Linked DNA regions of Mus musculus: region 1 is linked to region 2. The links are chromatin loops, found by intact Hi-C in ENCODE. Cell type or tissue: left cerebral cortex. All regions are shown on one strand. Links, peaks and the distances in the headings refer to the core of each region. The heading gives the core; the rest is flanking DNA.

What was found. Hi-C counts contacts between places; a loop is a spot of excess contacts. Peaks named below come from ENCODE experiments on the same cell type or tissue, not always from the same donor. Only the 100,000 strongest peaks of a DNase experiment are listed, where the experiment ranks them.
Region 1: it touches region 2 in a loop (7-fold over the local background); 3 of 42 quality-filtered maps call a loop at or near these places.

What each region holds. Positions count from the first base shown.
Region 1 is chr16:25,675,995-25,684,813 of GRCm38, forward strand. It overlaps Trp63 (transformation related protein 63), which reads left to right and starts at 7,771. Exons shown (of 14, transcript NM_001127259.1): 1 at 7,771-8,357. The coding sequence starts at 8,296. In left cerebral cortex, for the core only: no CTCF peak of the experiment used is centred there; DNase peaks (open chromatin) are centred at 4,440 and 6,799; H3K27ac peaks cover 294 bases.
Region 2 is chr16:25,580,995-25,589,963 of GRCm38, forward strand. No RefSeq gene overlaps it. Among named protein-coding and RNA genes, the nearest start is that of Trp63, 98 kb to the right of the region's middle. In left cerebral cortex, for the core only: no CTCF peak of the experiment used is centred there; DNase peaks (open chromatin) are centred at 4,423, 5,138 and 7,238; H3K27ac peaks cover 947 bases.

The DNA of each region.
Region 1 (8,819 bases), core at 820-8,819, 95 kb after region 2:
GGTCACCCACGTTGAGTTCTGGGAGCCTCTCACATCCCAGGCCTCTAGGACTTTCGAGAGGTTCCCCTGACCTCCAAACCCTAACCCTGGCAGCTTCATGTTTCCATTCATCCTGAAGCTCTGGCCTTCTCACCTGTCTGCCCCATATCTGATCCTGCCCCATATCTGATCTGCCCATATCTCACCTGTCTGCCCCATATCTGATCCTGCCCCCCTTTCTCCTGCCCCTCTCCTCTCCCACTCGCATCCTTCCCTTGATTATTTCCCCCCTTTTAAGTGGGATTGAAACATCCTTATATGAGCTTTCCTTCTTGTTTAACTTCTTATGGTTTGTGGGTTGTATCCTGGTTATTCTGTACTTTTTGGCTAATATCCACTTATCAGTGAGTACATACCATGCATGCCCTTTTGGGTCTGGGTTACCTTACTCGGGATGACACTTTCTAACTCCATCCATTTGCCTACCGAATTCAGGATGTCCTCATTTTTAATACCTAAATAGTATTCCATCATGTAAATGAACCACATTTACTGTATCCATTTTTCAGTTGAGGGCCATCAAGGTAGCTTCCAGTTTCTGGCTATTATAAATAAGGCTCCTATGAACATAGTGGAGCACACATCCTTGTGGTAGGTAAACTATATTTTGAGTATATATATGTCCAGGAGCGGTATGGCAAGGTCTTCATGTAGAACTATTTCCAATTTTGTGAGGAACCACTAGATTGATTTCCAGAGTGATCATAGCAGTTTACAATCCCACCAGCAAAGGAGAAGTGTTCTTTCTCTACATCCTCGCCAGCATGTGTTGTCACTAGAGTTTTATTTCATATTTTAGCCATTCTGATTGGTGTAAGGTGTAATTTCTGGGTTGTTTTGATTTACACTTTCCTGATAACTAAGCATGTTTGAGATTCCTCTGTTGAGAATTCTGTTTATCTGTGTATCTCATTTTATAATTGGGTTGTTTGGTTCACTGGAATCTAACTTCTTGAGTTCTTTATATATTTTGGATACTAGCCTTCTATCAGATGCAAGGCTAGTGAAGATCTTTTTTCCAATCTGTACATTGATGTTTGGTCCTACTGACTATGTCCTTTGCCTTCCAGAAGTTTTCCAGTTTCAAGAGGTCCTGTTTATCAATTTTTTTTTTATCTTAGAACCTCAGTTGTTGATGTTCTGTTCAAGACTTGTCCTTTTTTGACAGTTGTCTCTATAGATACATACTGTTTTTCAGGACTCCATATACTAGAGACATAATATTGCCACAGGCTTTGTAATACTCAGATCTTAGCTCATACCTATCTTTCTTCTGGGCAGAAATCCTAGCCTTTATGAGTCCACCCAAGAACAATCCTGAAGCATCAGGTACAAATGAATGTCTATCTGGCGTGAGGACTTGCTCCAGTGGTCTCTTGCTCTCACAAAGACAATGAACAATTCTGCATTCTCTTCCTACCAACAGCGGAGCTTCATGGATGCTAGCAAACACCTTCTTACCTCATAAGTACTAATCAGGCACCGTTTGCCCCAGACCAAAATTCCAGCAGGCAAATTGGCCATCATTCACTCAGAGGGCTGTGCCATAGCTATTTCTCCTTATTCACTCACTTTTAATGACTTATTGATTTTTAATTCATGTGCATTCCTATTTTGCCTACATGTATGTGTGTATGTGGGCACTGGATCCCTTAGAACTGGAGCTACAGACAATTGTGAGCTATCATATGGATGCTAGAACTGAATCTTCCGGAAGAGCACCCAAGTGATCTTAATCACTTCACTGAGCCATTTCTGTCTGGCCCTTTTCAGTTTTTCTTTTTCTTTCATGAACATCTATTAGAAAATACATTGCAAGGGAGATATAACACAAGTGCAGTGACAAAGACAGGAGCACTACAACATGTGGATAGTTTATATGTAAATGGGCCATGGAGGACACCAACGTATAAAGGTATTCCATTCCATTCCTTTGACTACAAAGCTTAAGCTCTATAAAGGGAAAGAAAGTCATTCTCCAGTGCTCTGGGAAGTACAAGGGTTAGAGACAAGGGTTGGCTCTTAGTGATCTGGCTGCTCTTAGCAGCTCCCAGCACACTGATGCACACATAAAGGAGACCCTCAAGAAATATTTATCCTGGTGGTATGAACTGGCTGTTAAATAGATGAGCACCCAATCTGAGGGAGGCACATAAGAACCCCACTGAAATTCATGTCATATCATGACATCATCCATGGTTAGTGATATACAGTGAGCAAACTGATAAGCATGTTAGACACAGAAACTAGAAGTTCAGATCCTTACAGTAGGAATGATACTTTCAAAGTCTTTTCAGCAGATTCTGTGTATGTGTACTTGTATATGTGTGTATACATGTGTGCACATGTGTGTGGAGGCTCAGGTGGCACTTCTCAGGTACTGTCTACTCCCCACCCCACTCCCCTTTTTAGAGTGGATCTCTAGCCTGGAGCTCACCCAGTAAACTAGGCTGGCTACCAGTGAGTCCTACAAATCATCTTGTCCCCAGATCCTTAGCATTGGGGTTACAAATGTCTACATTCATGCTCAAATCTGGGTTCTGAAGACCAAACTCAGGACTTCATAACTGCTAAGCAAACAGTTCACTACCTGACTGAGACATCCCCATATCCTGCAGGCAGGTTTGCCTAACCTAGCACATGTTATATTTAGCAAAAGCCTAATATATTACTTTGATACAAAATCTTGTAAAAACCCACTCAGTAGATCACAAATTCAAGACACATACAGACATGCATGTTGAATATTTCAGAAGAAATACTCTCTGATTTTCTTTTATGTTTCTTACCTATGCTGCTTATGTGGACTATTGATTTAAGCACTTACCTATGCATATTTTTAATTTTTCAAATACTACATACAAAATTATATAGACTGTTTACTGCCTTAATTGTTTTTCCATGTACAGTTCAGTCAAGCTAAATATAGATACAGTATCATATAACCAATCACAAGATTTTCATCTTGCAAAACTGAAACCTAATACATGTTAAACAACCACTTCCAACCCCCGCCCCCCCCCCCCCCCAGATTCTGGTAGCACCATAAATGTATTTTTGCAATCTCTAAGTATTTTATAAGCTCCATTTTCTAAGGCAGTGATGTTAAATAACTAGATATACACATGGGTCAAACATCTAAATAGACTATTCAGAAATTAATAGCCATAGTGTCTTGGACTCCTCAAGTTGAAAAGAAGCTCTCATAGGCTTTTCTTCTATTGTGTCAACTGGAAATTCAGCAGACAACCCTAATGTTTGTGGCTCCTCACAGGTTTGTGTACCTATGTCACCCAAAATTAAGATAATCTCTATTCTACATGTTCTTCTCAAAACAACTATATCATGTATAGTATATGCATAATTGTTTATTGATATTATACATACATATATTATATATACACTGAATATACAGTATATGTATTGTATATATATATGTGTGTGTAAATATTTATACATATATATGGTAATAGAAAACAATTTGAGTTTTAAGTAAATATTGAAGTCACTGATTTTCCTGTACTATCTTGTACTCCTGATTAAGTAGCCCACCGATATTTCCCCACCAATTCCTAAAGTGAACATCAGCCTGAGCCTACAGTGAATCCACACAGGGGGACCTTGTTCAGCACTCATTCATTACACCAGGATGAACTGCACTACTTTAAATATCACAAGCAACACTGAAAACTGCTTGAATGGGTCTTTTTGACCCCAATCTAAAATTCACCCTCTTCAAATTGCCATTGTGTGAATCTTCAAAACCCATCTCCTGGCCTTTCTCAGGACCACAAGTTGGGAGAGAGAGGATGATGTGGAAACAAAGTAGAAAGGGACAACAATGTAAAACGATGAGAATTCAAATATTTCACAAGTATATACTGCATAGAAGTATATGACATTATAAACAACCTATAGAAGAACTTCCTGACATCTTGGAAGTTACTGTGAAAATTTTAAAATGATCTGCTTCTCAGAGCTTTAAATTTGGAGAAAATTCACTGGAGGGATTTTAAAAGCCACACAATTCACAATGAATGTGATGTATTGAGCCCCATTTTCATACCGTTTCTGCCAAAATCAAGTAACTGAATCTACTCAGGAGAAAATATCCACCAAAAACTAAACTAAGCAACTGGCCTGCCATCTTTCCAAATAACCGTGTCGCGAAGCAGCTGAAGAACCTGTTCCCAATGAGAAAATGACTAAACAGGGAAATGTGTGAATCAGGATTTTCTGTCACTATACAGGCATAATTGGCAAAACAGGCAACTTGAAATGGACGCAGAGTAGATATTTTGTGGATGTGCATTTTGTGGTTTCTATGGTTGAAGCGTGATTATGTAAGAGATTGCTTCCTTTAGGAAACACAGAGAAATGTATAGAGGAAAGGCACATCTTGTTTTGGATCTAACAGATGCTTCCGGAAAAACAAATCTGGGCAGTACCAAATAAGGACTTCCTGTGTTTCCTTATTTATCTCCCACTCACGTGGACTTTGAGCAAAGGACTGGTGGGAGTGAAAAGCGTCCCCCACACAGCTGTTCGGGTATGTCTGGAAGAGAAGCCCACCCACATTGCTTTTGGACACTGGGTGTGACTTCGAGGGTATCAGGTTTGTCTGTTAGGGAACCTGCCAACCTTGTCCCTGCCTAACTAGCTTCTGTGTTTCCTTACATGCTCCTGAATCAAAACTCCCCCATTCATTGGGACAAACCCCTGAACCCCTTTTTTTTTCTCTTCTGAATAGACTCTGGTCATTAGTTTAGCTATAAATGTTTCCATGTGATGGATTGCAAGGCCTGCAAGAAGCTCAAGGTCAGATCAAGAGACCATAGCTAAGTCTGCAATGTATATGCTTCTTCAGGAAACTATCACTCCCTCACTACCAGTACATGAATTCTAGTTCTCCCTTCACCCTACCTAGATGTCAGCACCTTTTGCTCTATACTTCTTATAATTATTACAGTCTGACATCTAGGTAGAATAAAAGTAGAGCCAGAATTGATGTATACTGATAGTACGACCCTCTTCCAAGGCAAACTTCAGTTTCATCCTTGATGAATAGAGATTGTAGTCAAAATGAGTTCAGTGCTGAAGAATGTTAAATTCAACTATTCCTTTTTAGTGTGCAATATTTGGTACATTTACTACCTTATATTCTAGAAGGTTCCATTTTGGTTTGAATAGTCGGGAGTGGTATAAGCCATATTGAGCCAGACAAGATGGGGCCTATGGTCCAGTTGCCCTGAACTCAGCTTCTCTGATAAATAGTGACCAAAGTCACAAACTGTAATGGCTGGAGGAACACACAGGTCATGAACTGTTCATAGTAACATCTGTTTTACATCACCCTACACTTCCTGTTCTCTCCTTGAATGGTAGAATTATTTTCCTATCCAAAGCAGGAAAATAATGATAAAAGTTTGCAGCCTAGACCAGAAAGTGCATAAATGATAGCAGTTGTGTGATGCATGTTGCAGATTTCAGGGAGAATTTCTGTGCTGAATACTTGAGTTAGGCTAAGCATGTTGACTGCTCGAAGTGGAGAAGGAAGGCATATTTCTTCCTGGGACATTATGCCAAGAGCTCTACATACTAAACATTATTGTTTCTCTGTTGTCCTACTTCCTGCTTCCTACAATGCAAGTGTGTTCACAAGCATCCTTTAGATGTGTAGGTTGGAAAGGTATAGTCGTCGCCATTCATTTTCCCAGGTCATGGATGCTCATGTGCTCTAATGTGTTTGTCATCCTGAGGAGCTTGCTTTTCTCCTTTAAGTCAAGTTAACTCTGTTTATTAACTAAGTAGTGGGAACCAATATCATTCATAATTAATCTATTGCCACCTAATAATCTGCCTTCTGTACTATATATATGTGTATATATATATATATAATTTTCTATAACAACTGCTGATATAATGGCATATGCTCTAAATTATTTTAAACTTAAACCTTTTAAATTAAATTCTAAAACTTGTAAGTGAAAATATGTATGAAGAGTACTTGAAGACTGGTTATGTGGAAGTCCATGACGTTGAACCATGATATAAATTACTTTGACAAGTTCTTTCTTCTTTTCAGCAAGCACTTAATTATAAATACAAGGCGAAAGGTGAGCTCAGAACTTACCACTTCAGATCTGGTACTTGGGCCAGCCATCCTGGCAGAGTCATCCCAGGGTTAGAAATGGAATCTCAAACCCCACCCTGGAAATAACCAACCAGATTTTGCATGGACAAGAATTTCAAGTGACTCGCGGGTTTATTAAAATTTAAGACAGTCTCCACTAGAAATCCTAGTCCTAGTCTTTCTTAATTTTTCACGATTGAGGACTGAACGCAGGGCAGGGCCTTTTCCACACTAAACATGTGCTTTGGCATTAACTCTATTACCCCCTCCCATTCTTGTGTTCTGGGGGACAGCTTAAGCTGCCTTTGGCTAGGAGATCATTCTTTCTATGCCTTCAGAGATTCATCTCACAACTAAGAGTAGACAGGCCCTGTGTGATGAAACTCCCCCAAGTCCATGGCCATAGGAAATTGATTATTCTCAATTTAAGAACTTTATAATCAGGTCATCTGTATTTGCTCAGAGGAAGAAAGCCAAACACTTGATTCCAATGAGCAAATCTATAATTAATTAGTGAAACGATCTTTGCTCAAGTTTAACATTTTTTTTTAGAGCAAGCTGTCAGATTTGGCTGGAGCGCAGGCCGGCATGTGTGTGAGTTTCACAATTCACAGATGTTAGACACGCTCAGTCTGAGTTAAGAAAGAGAATGTCAAGTTTTAAATAGCTTCTCCCTGGCTGGAACAACAAATAAAACATCTTTATGAACACATTTTGAAGCAGAATTTCTTACAGGAAAATGTCAGATTTCTCTTCAGCTTGTCTCACAACTTTGACATTTTCTGATGTCACTAGTTTGCAGGTGTCTATGGCTGTGGCATGAATGGAGATATGTACGTAACATGTCAGTGACACTTGGGCACACAGCTCTAGTTCCCTCTTGGACTCTATTCTAATTTAGCTTCTGAATCATATTTCATTCAATTTCTAAATCCACAGAACCAGGATTGGTTTACAGCCTACATTCAGAAAGGAAACAAATTCATTATCATGGAGACTTTGCCTGATAATATATAATTCTTTACAATATAAAGAATGTCAGATTTTATAGTAAAGTAGGTAGAAGGAGACTAAAAAAAGTTAAAAGTGAGGCATAATAGAATGAGACAGAATGATAAGAGTTTGAAATAAACTTTATTTTTCCCCATTGACAGGCCATCTAAAATAATTCTAAATAAATATGAAAACAATAAAACAATTAGGAAACATTGTAAAAGAATATTAACTCCTATTTTTATATCACATAAAAATCCTATTACTTATATCTGTATGGTTAAAAAAAATCACTGCAGGCTATTTTCTTTTATTTGGGACAGAAACTATTTCTAAATACATATACATGATCTCTCTCTCTCTCTCTCTCTCTCTCTCTCTCTCTCTCTCTCTCTCTCTCTCTCTCTCTCTCTCTCTCTCTCTCTCTCTCTCTCTCTCGTTGAAATGAAGAGTGAGTTCTAGGTTAAATATAATCAAGGAATTTCCCTGTCTTTGCTATTTGAGATTGTGACCACAACAGGCGGTTGGCTGAAAGGGAGGCAGAAGGGGGTGGGGGTGGGGCAGGGAGAAGCCGAGAAAAAAAAAAGTCTCCTAAGCGTCTCTGCAAAACATTGTAGCCACAGCAGAACTGACAGGAGCTCTCAAATCAAGTCAGAATACAGATACAAGGAGATGTTATTCAGTTGGAGCAAGGGGGACATTTATTAGCTCAGTGACAAGTCCTGGCTTCTGTGATTAAACTCTGATGCCATTCATACCAGCACCCAATCCCAAGCAAGATCAGAAGTTCAGAGATGCCTACAAATTGCCAACAAGTGTGGCCACTCTACGTCAAGGGCTCTAAAACTGTGGCAGAGAGGAAGAACAGCTTTACAGGGGGTGCCCAGCTGGTAAGAATTGACGGTTTATGATGCTCTGGTTACTTGAAGACTCTCATTGGCTGAAAGGAAGAAACGCCCCGCCTCTTTGCAAATCTGAGTAAAGGGGGGAAGTGTCTAAACTTCTATGTCTGATGGCATTTGACCCTATTGCTTTCAGCCTCCTGGCTACATACCTAGATATTCTCAGGTGTATATGTATATTTTATAGAATTGCTTCCCATCTGTTGGTATCAAAGAGAGTTGAAGGAAATGAATTTTGAAACTTCACGGTGTGCCACCCTACAGTACTGCCCCGACCCTTACATCCAGCGGTGAGTTTAAATCTGACCTGGCGTCTGTCAAAACTGAACTGGTGTGCCTGGTGTATTCTGAGTGTTTCTGCTGTGTACTGAAGAAGCCCTCCTTGTTTAGCGAGCATAATAATACTACTTTGGACTTTGTATGGACTTAAAGTGGTTTGTAGATATCTTTTCTACAGTTATCTTATACTTTATTTCTTGAGTTACTAAGTGACAAAGTTTGAAGACATCCATGTTTTTAAATTTGTCACACTATTGTACTCTATAAGGAGAGAGAGTGGGGGAGAGAGAGAGAGAGAGAGAGAGAGAGAGAGAGAGAGAGAGCATGTAGCTCGGGTAGAAGATGTGGGAGGGTCAGGGAGATGTTGGAGGTTGGAGGAGGGGGATGAGATTATCAAAGAATTAATTAAAATATTACTTAAGATTGTCACACCATTTTAAAATGTTAAAAAATTTTAAAATGTACCACGTGCC
Region 2 (8,969 bases), core at 555-8,554:
AGATACCTGAGAGAGGAAGTCCCCACCCCCCAAAAAAGTAGCAAGCACACAACTTGAAGTGGATTCAAAAGTGTTTATTTAATTGTGCCTGTTATTATCTAAATCATCTTATCACAGACTAAATCACATGCAGTATAACACATGATTCCTGAAATAGAGGGCACTAAAGTCTATTGATTTTTGACACAGTCCAGGCACCATCCAGTTCACATTAGAAAATGGAACTATATCTGAGGGAGGAGGCAGTCCACACTTTTGCTTTCTAACATAACACAGCTTTATATTTTATTTACACTGCAAAGATGACTAGTTCCAATGATGGGATTCCAATTTTAATGGGCTTATCCTAGTGGCATAGTGAAGAAAATTCTCTCTTGTGCATGTGTGGTCTTGTCTTCAGTTTGCAAAAGTCGAGGCCAGTGTGTGTGTGTGTATGTGTGTGTGTGTGTGTGTGTGTGTGTGTGTGTGAAAGACATTGTCTTCTTGAGTGTTGTCCTTGTGTTCAGAGAGCTTATCTCTGTGTGGTTGTTTATTAAGTCAAGAAACAAGGACACACTTGATTTTGTTTGTCATGGTTTCTCTGTGAACTTTGCTGAGAAATAGCCTATTTGGGGTAATGACTTGACCTTGCTATTATATCTTAGTGATTTTTCTACCAAGAGATTACTTTCAATACTCTAGGTCATAACTTAATGCAAAATTTATATTTAGACAGTTACTATTAATGCAATAGAAATGAATTTAGTTGAAATTAATTTGGTTGAAATGAAGACTTCATAGAATGAGCTGTATGTACACAAGATTTAGATTCTTGTTGCTTCCCACACTGCTATTTCTTCTCCTCGGGGACACCTCACCTGCCAAGCAGGGCACCCACTACAACTTTGTTTCCTCTAGATAGTGGTTCTAAGATTTTAGTCCTCATCTTTCCCTCTTTATAAATCACTATATGTAAATATTAATACTTAGATAATTATCCCAGAGCCCTATTTTATTGAATGATAAATTTAGGGGGACTCTAAAGAAAATGTCAGATAAAAATCTCTGTTCTTTTCCTACCCTACTGCCTGCTCCCATTATACAGATGAAATCATCAAGGCCCAGGGAAATGAAATGACTTGCTATGTTTATAGAGTTAAATAAAATATTAAGGCTAGCTGATAAAGAATGAAAATCCTAAGTCCAGGATTCTTATTTATTGTCTCTACCAATTGAAATAATAATATAAAATTTATTAGATGTTAAGGCAAGAAAGTTTCAGTAGGTTTTCAGGGGTCAGTTGATGAATACAAATCCTATGTTCAAAGGAATTCTTTTTAAACTGTTGACCACCAAATTAATAAAGGTGGTCATTCTGCAAGTCATTAGCCAGGAACAGAAGTTCAAAGAACATTTGAGCTTGAGTGCAATTCAATAGCAATGCTTCAATGTTCTCTCAACAGGAGAACATTGGCCTCTAAGACTCAAGTGACTCACTCACATGTAAACAGGGTTCAATGCTGAGAGCAATTAATCTTGTTTTATTTTAACGTATTTTCAGAATTCCATGATAAATATGGTTAACACTGTAAATATTAAATATGACATAAGAGACAGAAGAAAAAAAATCTCTTTAGAAACAGTTGAAAAAGAATGGCTTGAACTCTTAGTGACTTCAGATCTATGCATTTCCTTTTGAGTTTGCCAGCCAATTCTCAACTGGTATACCAAGAATAGTAGACTGTAGAATCTCTGTGTGAAAGACATTTATCCACATGAAGGTAGCAGATAGGGGGTGGGTGGGTCAACAGACTGATAGTATTAAATGCTGGGGGGGGGAGAGAAAATTCATACTTAAACCATACTTCACTCCTATGTATTCTTTTTCCCAGGATAAGAAATGCTGTAAAGCAATTGTCACAGTACCTCCTAGCCAAAATGATGAAATGTCCCTCTGGATGAGCACATGGCATCCTTAGCTCCCATAGAGTTAATCAGGACAGGAATGTCAATCACCTGGTCAAGAGACCATCTCTTAGAAAGGCAGATTCACCTTAAGCCATGCAAAAGAGATAGAAAGACTAACTTTCCCTTTAATGAGCTAATGCACTTTTCCTTCCTAGAAATCGCAACCCCTAGCATAGACCCTAGGAGCTGTCCTGTGGTTCCCTTAGACATACCTGCCTCTCTGAGTCCTGAGTCAGAAGAGTATAATTCCCTTGTGTTTCTCTTCTGTCTCTTTCTGTTAGATCCTGGCCAGTGCCCACTTACACTTTTTCTGGCACTCTGGACTTCCTTTCTCTTTTTCTGGAGCCCGTCTTCCCATCATATGACAATTTATTGCCGTATGACTGACCGCAGGTTTACCTCAAATGCCCTTTTTATCTCTCTTTAAGCTTTCACCTATGAATCTATAATAAAAGTCGCTCCAAAACTAATATTCTGTTGTCTGTGAATCTTATTCTTTGGATGTGCAAGACAAGAACCTAAAAATCACTGGCTCTGGGTGGCTTTGGTCGTCCAGTGTTTTCTGGGTTCATAGCACTTCAAGCTGGGAAAGGTTCTATACCTAAATACAACTCAGTAGTCATATTTCACTATGCAAATATAAAAACCCCACCCCTGCTTCTCTAGAAAAGCCTGATGGCACTGACAGGAAACTTCTCCCAAAGCAAAGAAGGAAGCCTCTGTACCAAAGCCAAGTGAAGGTCATTGAAACCCAAGAAAACAGCTCTAGAAGGGCATTCAAACCCACCCCCCCCTCGACCCACAGAAGATCCACACATTACATACTTACTTTCTCGTTGCCCAAGACACTGCCACTCCAGAAGCATTCCTCTACAAGCATTCTCCCAAGAGAAACAAGTTTGCCCATTGTACCATCATTCAAGTTCCCAGTGACCTCCAAGTCAGCCAAGAAGCAGATAGAAGATGACATATTTGTGTCTAGTATGGATGCCAAACCCAACAAACACCAGATCAGACAGGGTTTGAAGAAATTCAATGACATTGATATGGTCAACTCAATCTGTTCATGTCTGATGGAAAGAGGGGGGCTGTATTTCAGCTGACTCCTGATTATGATGCTTTGTACGTTGACAACAAAATTTGGATCATCTAAACTGAGTCCAGCTGGCTACTTTTAAACATACATGCTTCATTGAAAAAAACAAAACCAAGCAAACAAACAAACAAAATATAGAAATTGAAGTAGTGGAATGTGAAGTCACCAAGATTTAAAAACTGTACATATCATATCCATAATCAACTTATGGTGAATCTTATTTTCCTAAAGGGCAGCTACTATCTTACGAGAAGCTTCTGTGTAAATAGCCCTTCTTGAAGAAAGGAGCCACATGCACTGTTCTTGCTTATAAATAACCCAGAGACTATGTTCCCAAACTCTGCTAATCAAAGCAATAAGGAAAGAGTTCTCAATCTTCATTCCAGGAGTGACTTGGACTCAATGTTCTTGAGAAAGAAAAGTAGATTCTCGCCTGCAGGCTCTTGTGTTTAACCCAGCTGCAGGGGAGCACGTGCAGATTTGAACTGCCCCACCCAGACTGGAGCAGCCAAGCTCCCTCAGAGCTCATACTTTGCAAGGAACGCTTCTGGGGGAAATCCTACAGAGCATAGCTTGGGCCCAAATAGTCCTACTAAGCTTCTGGCTATTCATTTGGGCACAGATGAAAATGTGCTCTGATGGTACAGGGAAGATTCCCGTGTTGGTCGTTAAACCCAAGCCACCCACGGATTTGAGGAAATATACATGATTATATAGTTTCATACTGAGCACTGAGATTTTTGAAATCCAGTTGCTTTGAGCCCCGTGATCTGCAGAAAGCAAACCCAGTCTTCTTCATGTCCCTGGGAGCACGAGTGCGGGTGTTTGCTTTGCATTAGCATGTCAAGCTGTGCATACCTTTCTGAGGCGAGGTCTGGGTGTAATGGGGTGTGTCCCGGAGGAAGTCAACGTTCAGAGATTTATTTTTTTTTGTGTGTGAGCTATTCACTTTAATTATACCCATGCTGTTCGCTCGCTTTTTATTATTACTCTTATTCACTTTCATATCCCCTTCCCTTGGCTAAACACACAGAAAAGATTCATTTATTATGTGAAGAGACTCAAATTTATGGAGCCCTTTTAGTTTGCAAGGAGGCTGGAGACTCCATTGTGAAAGCAGTGTCGCGATTCTCAGGGAACATGGGCTCTGATCTTGCCTCCAGCTCCGGACAAAGGCACCAAAGCAATGTTCAGGCACTAAAAACACATGCCACTGACTTGAGTGGTGGCAGATAAACCACGGCAGAAGAGGGGAGCTGGAGGCAGGCGCAAGACCAGAGGAATGTGACTAGCAGTGCATATGTCTCTGTTCAGTTCTAAATTGTTAAGCAGAATGACAGCACATGCATTGACATCCCGAGAACAGCAGCTGTCAAAACTGTCAGACAGCACGAGATTGATTCCCTTCAATTACTTGTTGAACCAAGAAGTTAGAGAGATGGCAAAGCTCCACGAGGTCATCTAACTTAAGTTTTTCTGCCTGGGAAAATTGCTTTGTCAAAAATCAATGTGTGAGGGCAAACTAGAGCTTTATTGTTATTTTGAGCTGACATAAAAGGTATGGTGGATCAGTATTCATCCATTCAACCCATCCTTTCACCAATTTGCCAATAGTCTTCCTACCCTGCACTCACTCCATGTCAGACTCTTTATGTCCTTAGGATACACAGATGCACTTAAGCACTAAATGATGGATACCGTCACTGGATAGCTATGTGCTGGGGTCTGATATGAAGCAATAGAAAGATGGCCACGACTCACAGGGTTGAAAGCAGACACTATGCCCAAAGATAAAGCTACTGCATCTTAAAAGATGAGCAAGGAGATGTTTCCAGTTCCTTTCTCAGACAATTGTTGCCCTCTTGTTGCCTTTAAACCAGTGCAGAGTTGCTAGCATCTCCCTCTCATTTTCCAGAGATAGAGCAACCCTGGAGAAGTAACCCAGCTTCGTCACAGCTACATAAGAAACCTGAGAATTTGTACATTTTAAATTTTCACACTTTCACTAAATCTAGAGAGAGTGGTGTAATCTACAGCTATATTCAGACAAGAGAGGGACCAGCAGAAGCCTTGACTTCAGGCACCACACAGCAAGATCCGCACCTTGACAGCCTTCCAGGTTTTAATCATGCTTTTTGAAGAACTGTAACATCTTTGAGTTGTTTTACTTGGTACGTGATTAAAATATTCTGTGTAAGTAGAACATGGTGACTCACATTTTGTTAGGGTTGCAGAGCACAACTAGCTACAGAGTCTTCAAGAAGGATGAGAAATAACCCATAATTCTGTTCTCTCCTGTTTTCCCTCCCTACTCCCCCAACACTGTGTGTGTGTGTTTCAAAACGTGACCCCAGAAAGAAAGAACAAGTTTAGGATGTGATTCTAACATAGCATTGCATTTCTCAATTCCTATCATTTCTTTAAGCCGTTACCTCAACTCCTTTGGCAGTAAAATCGGGAAGATCAGCAACTACTTTGTCCACAGAGCATTAAATTTGATTAATATCAGCCCCTTAGCCGAACATCACTTTAAATTGATCTGAAAAGACAGAATTCATCATTAGAGTGCCATAAGAGTCTCAGAAACCCAGTGGACAAGCACCTCCTGACCAGAGGTTTGCAGATTTTACCTTGCATCAAAACCAGCAGAAAGGCTTCAAGAAACTCGTTTCAGGCCCTGCCCTCAACAGGGGTTTTTGTCAATATAGCCTGCCAATTTGTACTTCTCTTGTGTTCTTTTTATTAATTTATTCATTTCTTTTTATTCATATATTTGTTTACATTTCAAGTGATATCCTCCTTCCTAGTTACCCCTCCACCAACCCTGCCATCCCATCTCTGCTCTTCCCCATCCCCTTTGCCTCTGCAAGGGTGCTCCTCCACCTATTCACCCACTCCTGCCTCATCCTTCTAGCATCCCCCTACAGTGGGGCATCAAGTGTCCCTCCCCTCCCATTAATGTCAGATAAGGATGTCCTGTGCTACATATGTATCTAGAGTCCTGGCTCCCTCCATGTATACCTTTTGGTTGGTGGTTTAGTGACTGGGAGCTCTGGGTGTTCCAGTTAATTGGTTCACAGGTTGGCTGTGAATATCTGCATCTGTATTGGTCAGGTGCTGATAGACCCTCTTGGGGGAATGGCCATATCAGGCTCCTGTCAGCCAGCACTTCTTGGCATCAGCAATAGTGTGAGAGTGTGGTGTCTGCAGATGGGATGGATCTCTAGATGGGGCGGTCTCTGGATGGACTTTCCTTCAGTCTCTGTTCCATTTTTTTGTCCTTGTCTTTCCTTAAAAGTTGCTGCTGCTGGCCCAAGAAGCACTCTTTGAAAAGTGTTACTAAGTCAGTGATTCTCATCCTGGGTCTCATATGACCCTCTTGGGGAGGAAGGCTTAAACAGGACTCACATACTAGATGTCCTGCATATCAGATATTTACATTATGATTCATAACAGAAGCAAAAGTGCAGTTATGACATAGCCACAAAAAATTTATAATTGGAGGTCACCACAATATGAGGAGCTAACTGTATTGAAGGGTCATAGCATGAGGAAGGTTTAGAATCACTGGACAAAATCATTGAAGATCTGAGCAAGAGGAGAAGCTGCCAAACCAAGCAGAGCCCACCACTGGCCTTCCCCACAGGGCCCTCTCATTTCACAACTACTTTAATCGTCTGAAACTGTGACTTTATTCAGCTTATTGATATCAGTTTGACCCACTCCTGTGCTATGAAGTCTACATGAGCATGCACTCCCAAGCCTGTGGATTTCCTAAACAAGGGCCTTTCTACTTTCTCCTAGTCTTTTAACCAGACCTGAGCCCGTAACAATCACTCAGAAAGCAAAACTGAAAACCAACCCAATTTTCCCCTTTCAACTTCAAAAGGAGTGTGGTTTATTGAGTTTCCCCCCCTGCCTATGGCAGATGTCTGAAAACCCGACTGGAAACTTTGAGAAGTTCATTTGCTCTCCGTGTTTCTATTCTCTCCATCTGTAAAACGGGGTCATCTGTATTGTGCCTCATGTGCGAATCTGTGTGCGGCGAGGTTTAGCGGGTAACTGAGTGCAAAACATGTTGCAGATGGATGCGTTATGGAGGGATGCTTAATATCAAAGCGAGATGTCATTTTCTTTCAGTCTGCATCTGTAGTTTGTAAAACAAATGCTTCTAAATTCACAGTATTTTTCTCACATGTACTATTTTTTTCCAGGGTGATATTTTCCCAAAGACTCATGCTGACTTCAGCTTCTGGAACCTTGTAGGCGGATCTGCTAAATTAAAGACTTGTATTTAAATTTTCTGCATAACACTGGTGGGCTGAGCGCATCTAAGTGATTGTGTGAAGTAGGGAAATTTTCTAGCCCAGGAGGGCATGGGTCGGGCTCCTGGATGGGGGACATGAATTCCACCACACTGGGAAGCATTTCTCCAGCAAAACGAAAAAAAGAGAATCACTGAAGCCGGGTTGAAATGATCTTAAAGCAAGCAAAATATAGAGCAAACTAACTAGAGATAGATGGATTTGGGTAGATAGCTGCACAAAAAGCAACAGGTGAAAACTGGGTGTGTGCATCTGTGTGTGCCTGTGCAAGAGAGAGGGAGAGAGAGAGAGAGAGAGAGAGAGAGAGAGAGAGAGAGAGAGAGAGAGAGAGGGAGGGAGGGAGGGAGGGAGGGAGGGAGGGAGGGAGGGAGGGAGGGAGAGAGAGAGAGAGATATTACAGTATCTTTATGGAAAGAATTATGATTTTCAAAGGACATACTAATGTTAGCATGGCAATCACTTGGACTTTGATTCTAGTACTGGTACCTAGCATGCCACATGCAATACATTTCTACTGCTTATACATAAAAGGATAGCAGTTTTAATGTACTATCCATGCATTAGGTATTTGGGTTATCAGTCATTCTAGATTCTTTAACCAACCTCTTTTTTTTTTTTTTTTTTGCATAGAAGACTTGATAATTTTTGTACTTTAAATAGCTTATGAGCTTATGCTTAAACTACCTTTAAACTAAAAAATATAATTGTCACTAAGATATGAACTAAATATATATGTAATATGGATGTATAATGTTTGTATATGCATGGATCTTCATATGTTTATAGTTTAAAAGTCTCCAGGGGCTGGAGAGATGGCACAATGATTAAGAGTACTGGTTGCTCTCGTTGAGGAACACCCAGGTTCAAGTCTCAGCACCCTCATGCCTGTCTGTAACTCCACCTCCAGAGGATCTAATGCCTTCTTCTGACCTTCACAGGTACTGTACACACATTGTAAACATACATGCAGACAAAAGAACTTGCATATAAATAAAAATAATAGAGATGAAAATACTCTCTGAAAAACAAGGAAAGGAAAACTGTCCCTCCTAGGGGTGCACTTAACCTGGTAAGTTTATTCAAGTATTTGGCCTCTTCCTACAGCACAGGCATGCGTTACTTTGTCCTACAGACCCTTTGTATGGCTCTAATTCAAGCTTAAACCTTACACAGCTACTGTGTCAGGAGCAAGACATCTCTAGGAGAGTTCTGGATTGTGTCATTGATAGCTAGCTCTTCATCAGCCATTCAAGGCAAATGCTTTAAATATGAAAATGTGAGTACTTCAGACCAAGAACTTTGTCAGCCAAACATACACTCTTTCACAATATATATATTAAAAACAATATATATATATATATATATATATATATATATATATATATATATATATATCACAATATATATACATTAAAACAGTGAGAATGGAGTTGAAATACCAATATGTGGTTGAGAAACTGCTTTATATGTTTATATTTATATTTTATGACCTTATATGCGTTTGTATTTATAACTGAGAATGTGGGATAAGAGCTAAAGAAAAGCAATGTCTTGAGGGAAAGTATCTTGTGAATGCTCTATCTTCTGTGGGTTCAATAAAA